3 separate regions of the Homo sapiens genome follow, and all the other regions are linked to region 1. The links are chromatin contacts, found by Hi-C or POLR2A ChIA-PET in ENCODE. All regions are on one chromosome and are shown on one strand. The core of a region is the stretch at or near the end of the contact, and the rest is flanking DNA. Distances in the headings are between cores, read along the strand shown.

What was found. Hi-C counts contacts between places; a loop is a spot of excess contacts on that map. ChIA-PET counts read pairs that join two places held with the same protein, here RNA polymerase II (POLR2A). Pooled maps may share reads with other maps.
Region 2: a map of CD4-positive, alpha-beta T cell shows a loop between it and region 1 (4-fold over the local background). The contact joins the enhancer-like site here to the promoter of FYB1 in region 1. A Hi-C loop is called at or near these places in 2 of 168 maps with a recorded cell type or tissue (CD4-positive, alpha-beta T cell and naive thymus-derived CD4-positive, alpha-beta T cell) and 9 of 50 pooled maps. POLR2A ChIA-PET finds 5 or more read pairs at or near these places in 1 of 52 experiments (activated T-cell).
Region 3: POLR2A ChIA-PET joins it to region 1 with 10 read pairs in activated naive CD4-positive, alpha-beta T cell. The contact joins the promoter of WDR70 here to the promoter of FYB1 in region 1. POLR2A ChIA-PET finds 5 or more read pairs at or near these places in 2 of 52 experiments (activated CD4-positive, alpha-beta T cell and activated naive CD4-positive, alpha-beta T cell).

The regions. Positions count from the first base shown.
Region 1 is chr5:39,217,552-39,220,932 of GRCh38, reverse strand. FYB1 (FYN binding protein 1) reads left to right here and starts at 1,370. Exons shown (of 19, transcript NM_001465.6): 1 at 1,370-1,490. RefSeq lists an enhancer at 1-294.
Region 2 is chr5:40,408,639-40,411,977 of GRCh38, reverse strand. No RefSeq gene overlaps it. Among named protein-coding and RNA genes, the nearest start is that of LINC00604, 170 kb to the right of the region's middle. Within about 2 kb of position 1,562, at least 13 of the 41 ENCODE cell types and tissues checked have a DNase peak (open chromatin) inside an H3K27ac peak, as active enhancers do; they include CD4-positive, alpha-beta T cell, where a contact is called at or near this core.
Region 3 is chr5:37,377,521-37,380,766 of GRCh38, reverse strand. It overlaps WDR70 (WD repeat domain 70), which reads right to left and starts at 1,449. Exons shown (of 18, transcript NM_018034.4): 1 at 1,375-1,449; 2 at 1,213-1,278. The coding sequence starts at 1,399.

The sequences.
Region 1 (3,381 bases), core at 121-2,620:
TTGTCATCATCATTGTTACCATCATTGTCTTCTTTTGCTTCTTCTCCCTTTTCTTACAATTCTTAAAAAATGTAAATTCTTAGCCTGAGGTCTGTACAAAACATTCCACAGGCCAGATTTGGCATGCGGGCCATAGTTTGCTGACCCTACTACTCTATAAGAAGGGAAAATCATACGGGGAGGAAAGTGACCATCTCTGGCATAACGTCTGTAAGATTATAAGCCACTGAGTGGAAAATCCTTGTCTTCTCCATCTTTCTAGTCTTGGCCAGTGCTTGACCCACACAGTAAGTGTTTGATGTTTATGAATGAATGAGTAGAAGGAAGGTGGGGGAGGTTAATTTCACAATCACAATTTGTTAAAATCTCATTTAGTCCCAATGGTAGCCTCTGTTTTGGGGGGTTTCTTTTCTTTTCTTGTCTTTTCTTTTCTTTTTTTCTCTTTTCTTTTTTGAGTTTCTTTCTTTCTTTCCTTCTCTTTATTTTTCTTTCTTTCTTTCTTCTTTTTTTTTTTTCCTTCAGACAGGATCTTGCTCTGTTACCCAGGCTGGAGTGCAATGGTGGTGCAATCATAGCTCACTGAAGCCTTGAACTCCTGTGCTCAAGAAATCCTCCCACCTCAGCTTCCCAAATGTCTGGGGCTACAGGCATGCACCATCACACTTGGCTAATTTTTTTTTTATTTTTGTAGAGACAGGGTCTCACCATGTTGTCAAGACTGGTCTTGAACTCCTGGTCTCAAGCAATCCTCCTGCCTCAGCCTTCCAAAGTACCGGGATTACAGGCATGACCCACTACACTCAGCCCCACTGGTGGTCTTTTCACATGGATTATCATCTAAATACTCCATTTCTTCCAGCCTCAAGAATAGTCTAACAGAGAGCCGACAGAGTGAGTCTAGTGGGCTTTCCACACATGAGTGACCACTCTTCAGTTGATATGGTCAAGCACACCACTTTACCTCCTGACCTCAGGTGCAATTAGCTTCCAAATATTCCACATGCTCCAGTGGACCTTTCTAATTGTAAGCATCCCCCTTTGGCCCCCATTGCAGGTGACACTCCTGGGTGTGTGGAAAGATTATGGGTCCAAAGAACTTACAGCTTCTTCCTCTTGAATAAACATGGTGGCAGGCAGGAGAATCTTGTTTTGGTTTTACCCTTTTAAATATCACATGCTTGGTGGGAATGTTAGCAGAAGTATCCAGGCTGAACAGACACTTTTAAGTTCCCCTTTCTCCTCCTTATTACTCAATATCCTGAGGGCATAATAGAACTTTTCTTGTCTAAGTTTGCCTGGTCAGGGGAGGGAGGTGTGGCTCACTCAACCACTGACCGGGACAAAACCCTGCCAGGCATCAGAAAGCTCCGCAGTTCTTGAGTTCCACATGCAGAGCAGATGCGACAGCTAGAAGTGAGTAGGGCCCAGACCCTGGCCCAGGAAGATCCACTAAAGGAGGCCATCCTTCCGCCTTCTTCTGCAGGAGTCAGGTAACAGCTATGCCTAGGTTTCTTCTTTCAAATAAATGTGTAATTTTTTATAGCAGGAAAAAAGCACCACTTCCAAATTCTGGCAGCACAGACTGTGCTAGCTGAATAACTGAAGGAAACGCATGTTCTGTTGGAAAATAGCAAAAGAGATGAACAGGAGACACTAAAACTCAGCCTCATGGTAGCCAAAAGGATGATAAGCAGATAAAAATGTGGCCGGGAACGTGTCTGTCACTTGCTCTTTCGTAACTGGATAAGGCCTCTCATGTGTTCTTGTTGGAACCTCTGGTGCCACTAGCGTTAAATAACGTCTTGCAGTGAAACCAGAAACAAGGTTTTATTGCCAACAGAGCTGGGCACAGATGGTTTATTTCATCCTGGTTCCTAACAAATATGTGTCCATCCTTTTGATGAGAAAGAGTAACTTTCAATTTCCTCCAAACCTGGCAGGAGGTGAGGATTCACATGAGATTTCTACATAGACTAAAGAAAGGGACTATACTGCCATGAATTATGCCTTCTCAGAAGGAATCCTGGCAAACTGGATAAATGATGACAAACAGCTGCAGATCAGCCAAGGAGGCCTTTCAAAGCAACCAGCAACTCCAAATTTTCCTCGGAGCCTTTGGCTGTCTTGTATACATTGCTGATTCTTCTGAAAAATTCACAAGGTCTTTTCCCCCCATTTAACTTGATTTGCAGGGAAGTAATTAATAGAAATGGGCCTCTGACTCTGCCTTCTATTAGCTGTGTGACTTTGGGAGAGCCACTTAACCTCTCTGTGTCTCAGTTTTCTCATCTAAACATGGGGATAATAATAGAACTCATCTCATGGAGTTGTTGAGGGGATAAAACTATATACACTTTTTGAGTACTAATGTAAAATAATAATTAATATTCACCATTTTAAATATTTTTTCATTAAATACAAATAATTCTGCGTGGGAAACAGATGGGCTTATCACCGGAAGGGTGAAGTTGTGGCTGTGATTTTCTGCCCATGCTATGGGAATGCCACCGGAGGTTTTAGGTAGAGTAAAACGTCCCCATGCAATGTGAGATACACACACTTCAAATAGTCCGATACCTTAAGAAATTAATCATAAGTGATAGGTGAGGGGGAGGAGGATAAGGGTGCTCTTTCCAATAAAACCACATGTTTTATGATGTACCATTAAAGGCGATCCTGAATATCAAAGGCGTTATGGTGCACTTAAGGCACCCCGTGGAAAAGTTGACCATCCGTTTCAAAAAGGAAAGGCTAAAAAGGTTTCCATTTCCCTTGAGAAATTATTGTAAAGGTTGAAATCCACACTGCCTGACTGTCATGTCCATTATTTGTTTACTACCATTGGGCTTCAAATTCCCCCCAGCTTCTGCTGGAGTCCAGAGGCTTGGAAGCTCGCAGCAGCTGATTTCTGGTGCAATGCTGCACCTTGCCAAGTTACGGCTGCTTCATAGAGCAATCACACTGACATCTAGTGGTCTAAAGAGTAAGTGCAGGCGGTGGCTTTGAAGCTTTTACCAGCCTCAATGTGCTTTAAAAACCACATTTTCCACCATTTACACAATACGTTAACAAGAGAGAGAGATCAGGGATGTAGAAATGATATTTCATTTGTCTGAGGTGTTACTAGAGGCTGCTCTACAGGAACATTTCTAAAAACAAGAAAGTGAAGAGAGTGAACCGTGGCTCGCTGGCGGGTTTGGGCTGTGGTTCCAGGGGTTGCGGTTAAGACTGTGACTCCAGAATCAAGATCCTGAGCTTGAAGGTGGTCTCTGCCACGCACCAGCTGTGGGCCTTGGGTGAGTTCCTAAATGGTTCCATGACTCAGTTTCTTTATCTGTCAAATGGGGATAACAGTAACGTCTCCATTGACCTGTTTTGAGG
Region 2 (3,339 bases), core at 313-2,812, 1.2 Mb before region 1:
TGTGTACATTTCTGGAAGCTCTAGGGGAGAATCCTCTTCTTTGCTTTTTCCAACTTTTAGAGGCTGCCCACATTCCTTTCCTCATGGTCCCCTTTCTCCATCTTCAAAGCCAGCAATGGCTGGTTGAGTTCTGTTCACATGGTATCACTTTGATCTTCTCTTCTGTCTTTCTCTTCCACTTTTAAGAACCCTTGTGATTATGTTGTGCCCACTCAGATAATGGAGGATGATCTCTCTATTCTAAAGTCAGCTTATTAGAAACCTCAATTCCATCTTGGTTCCCTTTTTCCATGTAACCCAACATATTCATAGGTTCCAGGGAGTAGGATATGAATATAAGTATTTTGGGGAGTCTTTACTTGCCTACCACAGTTTCCTAAAGAGTAAGGTGACTGGGGAAAAGAGGCATGTTTCAGCACATAGGGCTTATTCATTGAAGACTGGATGTTTGACTTGGAAGGAAAGCTTCCTTCCACTTGGCCAGTGAGATGCCTTTGGCAGTCACGCACACTGGCAGAGCACTAGTAGTGGAAGAGCTGTTAGCTGGCTAGCAGATAGGAGGGGAAGAGGCTGTGTCATACCTGGAAAGCCTGAAGTATCCTTGTTGCCTGAGGACAACTTGATTAAGCTGTTTCTAATGTTTGTAGAGAAGGAAGGTACTAAAGGTTTTTCCCTTAGCGAGGGAAAAGCCAAGCTGCTCCTCAGGTCAGGCATGGAGGGATGAGTGGAGAGGACCTCCTGTAGAGTTGGAATCTCAGTTAAAAGAGGTGGAAATATGAGCCAAATATATCTTTGATTGAAACAGAAACTCCCTTTCTTTCCTTTTCCCTTCCCCACCCTCACTTCCTTCCTTCTAGCTGCCAAATTTGTGCTGTTGCTGTGGTTTGGGAAGCTATGATTACATAAGCACTGCTCTTGTCTAAACAGGCTGTGTCCATAGTGTGAAAGCTAGGCTCATTCATATAGAAAACAACACTAAAGATAACAGCAAAACTTGACATCCACATTCGAAATTTTAAACTTATATTCTTTTAATGAGAGCGAAAGCAGTAATTAAAAAGGGCATGATTGGGGAGTGGGGGAGGTGTACAAAATTTACTTTAAAAATGGTACTGTTGACTGTTGGAGGCTTCTGATTTTTTTACGTTAAGCAAAATGGAAATAGTTGATTGAGACCCTAGAGAAGAATCATGTGATCTGAGTGAAAAGAAATCCACAGCGATTAGTCATCCAGTTGATGTCAAATAAATCACACAAAATGTTGCCTGTATATCGTGAAATGACTTTCTATTTTTTCCCCAGAGCAGACTACTCTTATCTTAGGTTGGTTTCCATGCATACCTAATTCCTGTTGTTTGGTGTCTGTGTGGACAGAATGATTGAAACAGCTGTGGACTTGCCTGACACTAAGTCATCAGCTATTGGAAAGAGTGCTTTGAACAAAGACATCATGCGCTGCCTGAAGGGAAGAGGAAGCCACAAACAGCATCAGAACATGAAGAAAATGTAGGTCACGGCTGCTACCCTGGTGATAGGGAGTACACTTTTATACCTTCATGACGTTGAAAGCATGAGAAGGATGCAGGGGGAATATACACCAGGAGACACATCATCTCTGAATACAAAGCGTAGAAATGTGTGTGTCTCAGACTTCCTTTTTCTTCTGAGTTAGCTCATTTAAGCAATCATATAATCGTACTTGGCGGATGGTGTGGGGCAGGGTGCATGTTTGTGCACTGTTACTGTGGAGATCTATTGCATATATTTTTAATTTTTACAATAGTTTTTGAAGGCTCTTTATATAAAAACAAAGCAAATACAAAACATTAATATACAAAGCATCAAGTCTTTAGCAAGTCTTTTGCCAAAATGAGCTTATTTCAGCATAAAGTGGAATAGCAAAATTTAAAGGAAGGGTAGGTGGCAACCTGATGAACTCCTTTCAATAAAAAGGATGTCCTAAATTTTCTTCTGTATTCATTTCTGTGCTTCCAATTTACTTGGCTCTAGATGTCTTAAATATGCTCCATGAACAGCTTTACTCGAAGGCACTAGGAATTTACAAAGGGGGAAAATTTTTAAAAAATATTGTCACACTGTTCTTTCTCCATGAAGTCCCACTTTCGCTCTTTGAGTGCTTCTTGCTGAATGTTTGCACAACATCCGGCTGCCTTTGCAGACGTGCCCTCCCACTCATCTCTATGGTTCCTTCTCTCCTTCCTTGGGCTGAGTCCTCCCCTCCTCTGGGGTCTTGATGCTTCCCAGAGCTCCTCCCTGGTAAAACTCTAAGCTGCTCTTGCAGGCTATAAGTTCATGCCCTTCCTTATGCATGGAGAATACTGGAAATAGAAGGCAGGTTATTTGTATCCATGACAATCCAGAACATTAAATTCGTCTGATAATGCTCTTTAACTTTTTGCAAGTTCTACCTGCTTTAGGCCCATCTGATAAGAATTTTAAAAAGAGGTTGGCAAACTATACCTGAGGATCAAATTCAGCCCACTGCCTCTTGTACAGCCTGTGTATTAAAGACCAATTTTATATTTTCAAATTGTTGAAAACAATTAAAAGAAGAATAATATTTCAAGACACATGAAAATCATGTGAAATTCCAATTTTGGCATCCACAAATAAAGTTTTATTGGGATTCCATTGCTTTCATTTGTTTATGTATTGTCTAAAATGTTGTTTTTGCACTACACTGGCAGAGTTGGCCTACAAAGCTGAAACATTCACTCTCTGGCTCTTTACAGAAAAAGTTTGTCAACCTCTGATTTAAACCAATTTTAAAATTTACATATTAATTTGCTAATGGTACACAAGAGAGAAAAATTTCCCAGGGCAGAAATTATATTTTTATCATTATTAAAACCTTAGTGGTTAACACAGTGATGTACTTGTAGCAGTTACTCAGTAGATATTTGTTGGAGAGATTTACAATGATCCAGCTTCTATGCAGCCTTTGGAAGAATATCTGTTTGGGGAAGCTTTGCCAGCAGGCAAGAGATTCATGTCTTTTCTCCTTAGCTTTTCTCTTCTCTGTATACATGTTGTGGAACATACACACCTAGAATGTAATCTTCTTTTTAACTGACCACAAAAATTTGGAATTTATCACACTTTCCACAATTGGAGATTTTATTCTAAAAATTATGTACTCTACTCAGAGGCTGTGTACTGGTTATCTATTACTGCATGCAAGTTACCCCAAACCCAGTGATTTAAAATAATAACCATTTTAATAAATTATTTATTTATATGACATACTTTTGTGGATTAGGAATTCAGGCAGGGCTTAGCTGGGGATTCTTCTGCTCCACACGGTTTCACTGGCATTAC
Region 3 (3,246 bases), core at 200-2,699, 1.8 Mb after region 1:
CTAAGGTGGGAGGATGGCTTAAGCCTGGGAGGAGGAGGCTGCAATGAGCGAAGATCGCACTAGTACACTCCAGCCTGGGTGACAGAGCGAGACTCCATCTCAAAAAATAAAAAAAGAATAGAAAAGGCTGGGCACAGTGGCTCACGCCTGTAATCCCAGCACTTTCGGAGGCCGAGACGGGCGGATCACGAGGTCAGGAGATCGAGATCATCCTGGCTAACACGGTGAAACCCTGTCTCTACTAAAAATACAAAAAAAAAATCAGCCGGGCGAGGTGGCGGGCGCCTGTAGTCCCAGCTACTCGGGAGGCTGAGACCGGAGAATGGCGTGAATCCGGGAGGCAGAGATTGCAGTGAGCCGAGATCTTGCCACCGCACTCCAGCCTGGGCGACTGAGCGAGACTCCGTCTCCAAAAAAAAAAAGAATGAATAGAGAAACTACAGAACTAGTATGTGTGAACACAACCCAAGGCCAATATGTGTAAGTCTACTGTTTAATTACTATCATAGAATTAATACACGCTGGTCAAAAGAAAACAAGAAGACCTTGAGAAAAGGTTCAGGGAAGTTAGAATCCCAATGTTTGGATGAACAGCATTTATAATTTTAAAATGGAAAATAAAGAGAAATCATTTTTCATGTATCAGTCTACTAAGTTTTGTTTTCATTTTTTAAATAATTTTCTTTTTAAATAATAATACCTACTCTGTGTTGGTAGGGATATGGTAAAAATGGCATTCTTAATTCTGTTAACTTTGGTATAACCTGGAACAAGTTTTTTGATGGGTATTACGGCAATAAGCATCAAGAAGCTTTAAAAGGCACATACCCAATTTTTCAGCTTTTTAAGTATTTATATTTCTGAATAAACTACACTCTCTTTTAGAAATCTACCCTACCGAATTACGTATTTTTAAAAATCCTCGTACAAATGCTGTTATTTACAAAAATGTTCATTTTAGCATTATTGGTGACTTAAAATTAGAAAAATCCTTTCTCTTCCTCTCTCTCCAGACTCTCATAACTGTCATCTGAGTTGGTTCCAACGGATAACGCAGAATAGAAGACAAATGGGAGAAGAATATTGACAAACTGCAAGGTATGCACCCGAGCTACAATAATTCCGAGTTGACAGCTCGATCTCCACTCCCACTCTGCGGATCTTCAAACCTCTGCACAAGGAAGAGGGTCTCTGCCTGGGGCAGTCACTCACCGAACCCCGTGAAGCCCATGGTGACCGCAAGCTGCGGGTCCGGTCCCGACGCGTCTGAGCCTGTCACTGGAGCAAGAGGAAAAGAGAGGCGGCCTAGTTAGTGCGGCGCCCCAGCTCCCCCGACACGGCCCACCCCGCCCGGACTCGCCTCATGAAACCCACCTTCGCTGGGCCCAGAGCGCTCCATGGCTGGCCGCACACCCCAGAACCAGCCACAGGGACAGCCCAAACAACTGCAGGGGAACTTGCCAATAACTTGCGGCAAATGCTGGAGGAAGTACCGCCTTCAAGCTACAGCGGCGCCGCCGAAGCCAAGAGCGGCGCCTTCCGCAGAGGGACCGCGGCTTTCTGCGCGGCACCGCCCTACCGGACAGGCGGGAAAGCGCCGCGCAACTCAGACCACTGGAGGGGAGAAGTAGTATCTGGAGTTTCTATAACATCCTTTCCCTTTTTTTTTTTTTTTTTTTAAGCCAGAGCCTCTGTCGCCCAGGCTGCAGTACAGTGGCGTAATCTCAGCTGACTGCAACCTCTGCCTCCCGGGATCAAGCGATTCTCCTGCCTCAGCCTCCCGAGTAGCTGGGATTACAGGTGCCGGCTAATTTTTGGTTTTTTGTTTTGGTTTGTTTTTTTTTTGTTTTTGTTTTTGTTTTGAGACGGAGCCTCTGTCGCCCAGGCTGGAGTGCAATGGCGTGATCTCGGCTCACTGCAACCTCCGCCTCCCGGGTTCAAGCGATTCTCCTGTCTCAGCCTCCCAAGTAGCTGGGATTACAGGCGTCCACCACCACGCGCAGCTAATTTTTTGTATTTTTAGTAGACACGACGTTTTGCCATGTTGGCCAGGCTGGTTTCGAACTCCTGGCCTCAAGTGATCCGCCTGCCTCGGCCTCCCAAAGTGCTGGGATTACAGGCGACACCCTTTGCTTTTTTTTTTTTTTTTTTTTTTTTTGAGGCAGAGTCTCACTCTGTTGCCCAGGCTGGAGTGCAATGGCGTGATCTCGGCTCACTGCAACCTCTGCCACCCAGGTTCAAGCTCTTCTCTTGCCTCAGTGTCCTGAGTAGCTGGGATTACAGGCGCCTGCCACCACACCCGGCTAATTTTTGTGTATTTAGTAGAGACGGGGTTTTGCTATGTTGGCCAGGCTGGTCTTGAACTCCTGACCTCAGGTGATCTGCCCACCTTGGCCTCCCAAAGTGCTGGGATTACAGGCCCCGTGCCACCGCGCTCTGCCTTTTTGTTGTTGTTGTTGTTGTTGTTGACTGAGTCTCCCTCTGTTGCCTTGGCTGGAGTGCAGTGGCGTGATCTCAGCTGACTGCAACCTCTGCCTCCCAGGTTCAAGCGATTCTCTTGCCTCAGCCTCCCGAGCAGCTGGGACTACAGGTGTGCGCCACCATGCCCGGCTATTTAGTATTTGAGACTACAGGCACCCGCCACCACGCCCAGCTAATTTTTTCTATTTTTAGTAGAGGCAGGGTTTACACCGTGTTAGCCAGGATGGTCTCAATCTCCTGACCTTGTGATCTGCCCACCTCAGCCTCCCAAAGTTCTGCGATTAAAGGCGTGAGCCACTGCACCTGGCCTGTCAGTCTAAAGTTTACAAGGCTAATCGTGTGCTCAGGATTGTCCTTCTTAAACAGAATGTGGGAGTTCAACACTTTAACGTTTAGAAGGTGGAGAAGAATCTCTTTCTTTTTGAGACAGAATCTCACTCTGTCACCCAGGCTGGAATGCAGTGGCACAATCTCGGCTCAATGAACCTCCACCTCCTGGGTTCAAGCGATTCTTGTGCCTCAGCCTCCTAAGTAGCTGGGATTACATGTGACCGCCACCACACCCGACTTTTTTTTTTTTTTTTGAGACAGAGTCTCGCTCCATTGCCCAGACTGGAGTGCAGTGGCGCGATCTCAGCTCACTGCAACCTCCGCCTCCTGGGTTCAAGCAATTCTGCCACAGCCTTGCGAGTAGCTGGGATTACAGGCCCTGCCACCACCCCTGGCTAATTTTTGCATTCTTAGTAGAGACAGAGTTTCACCATG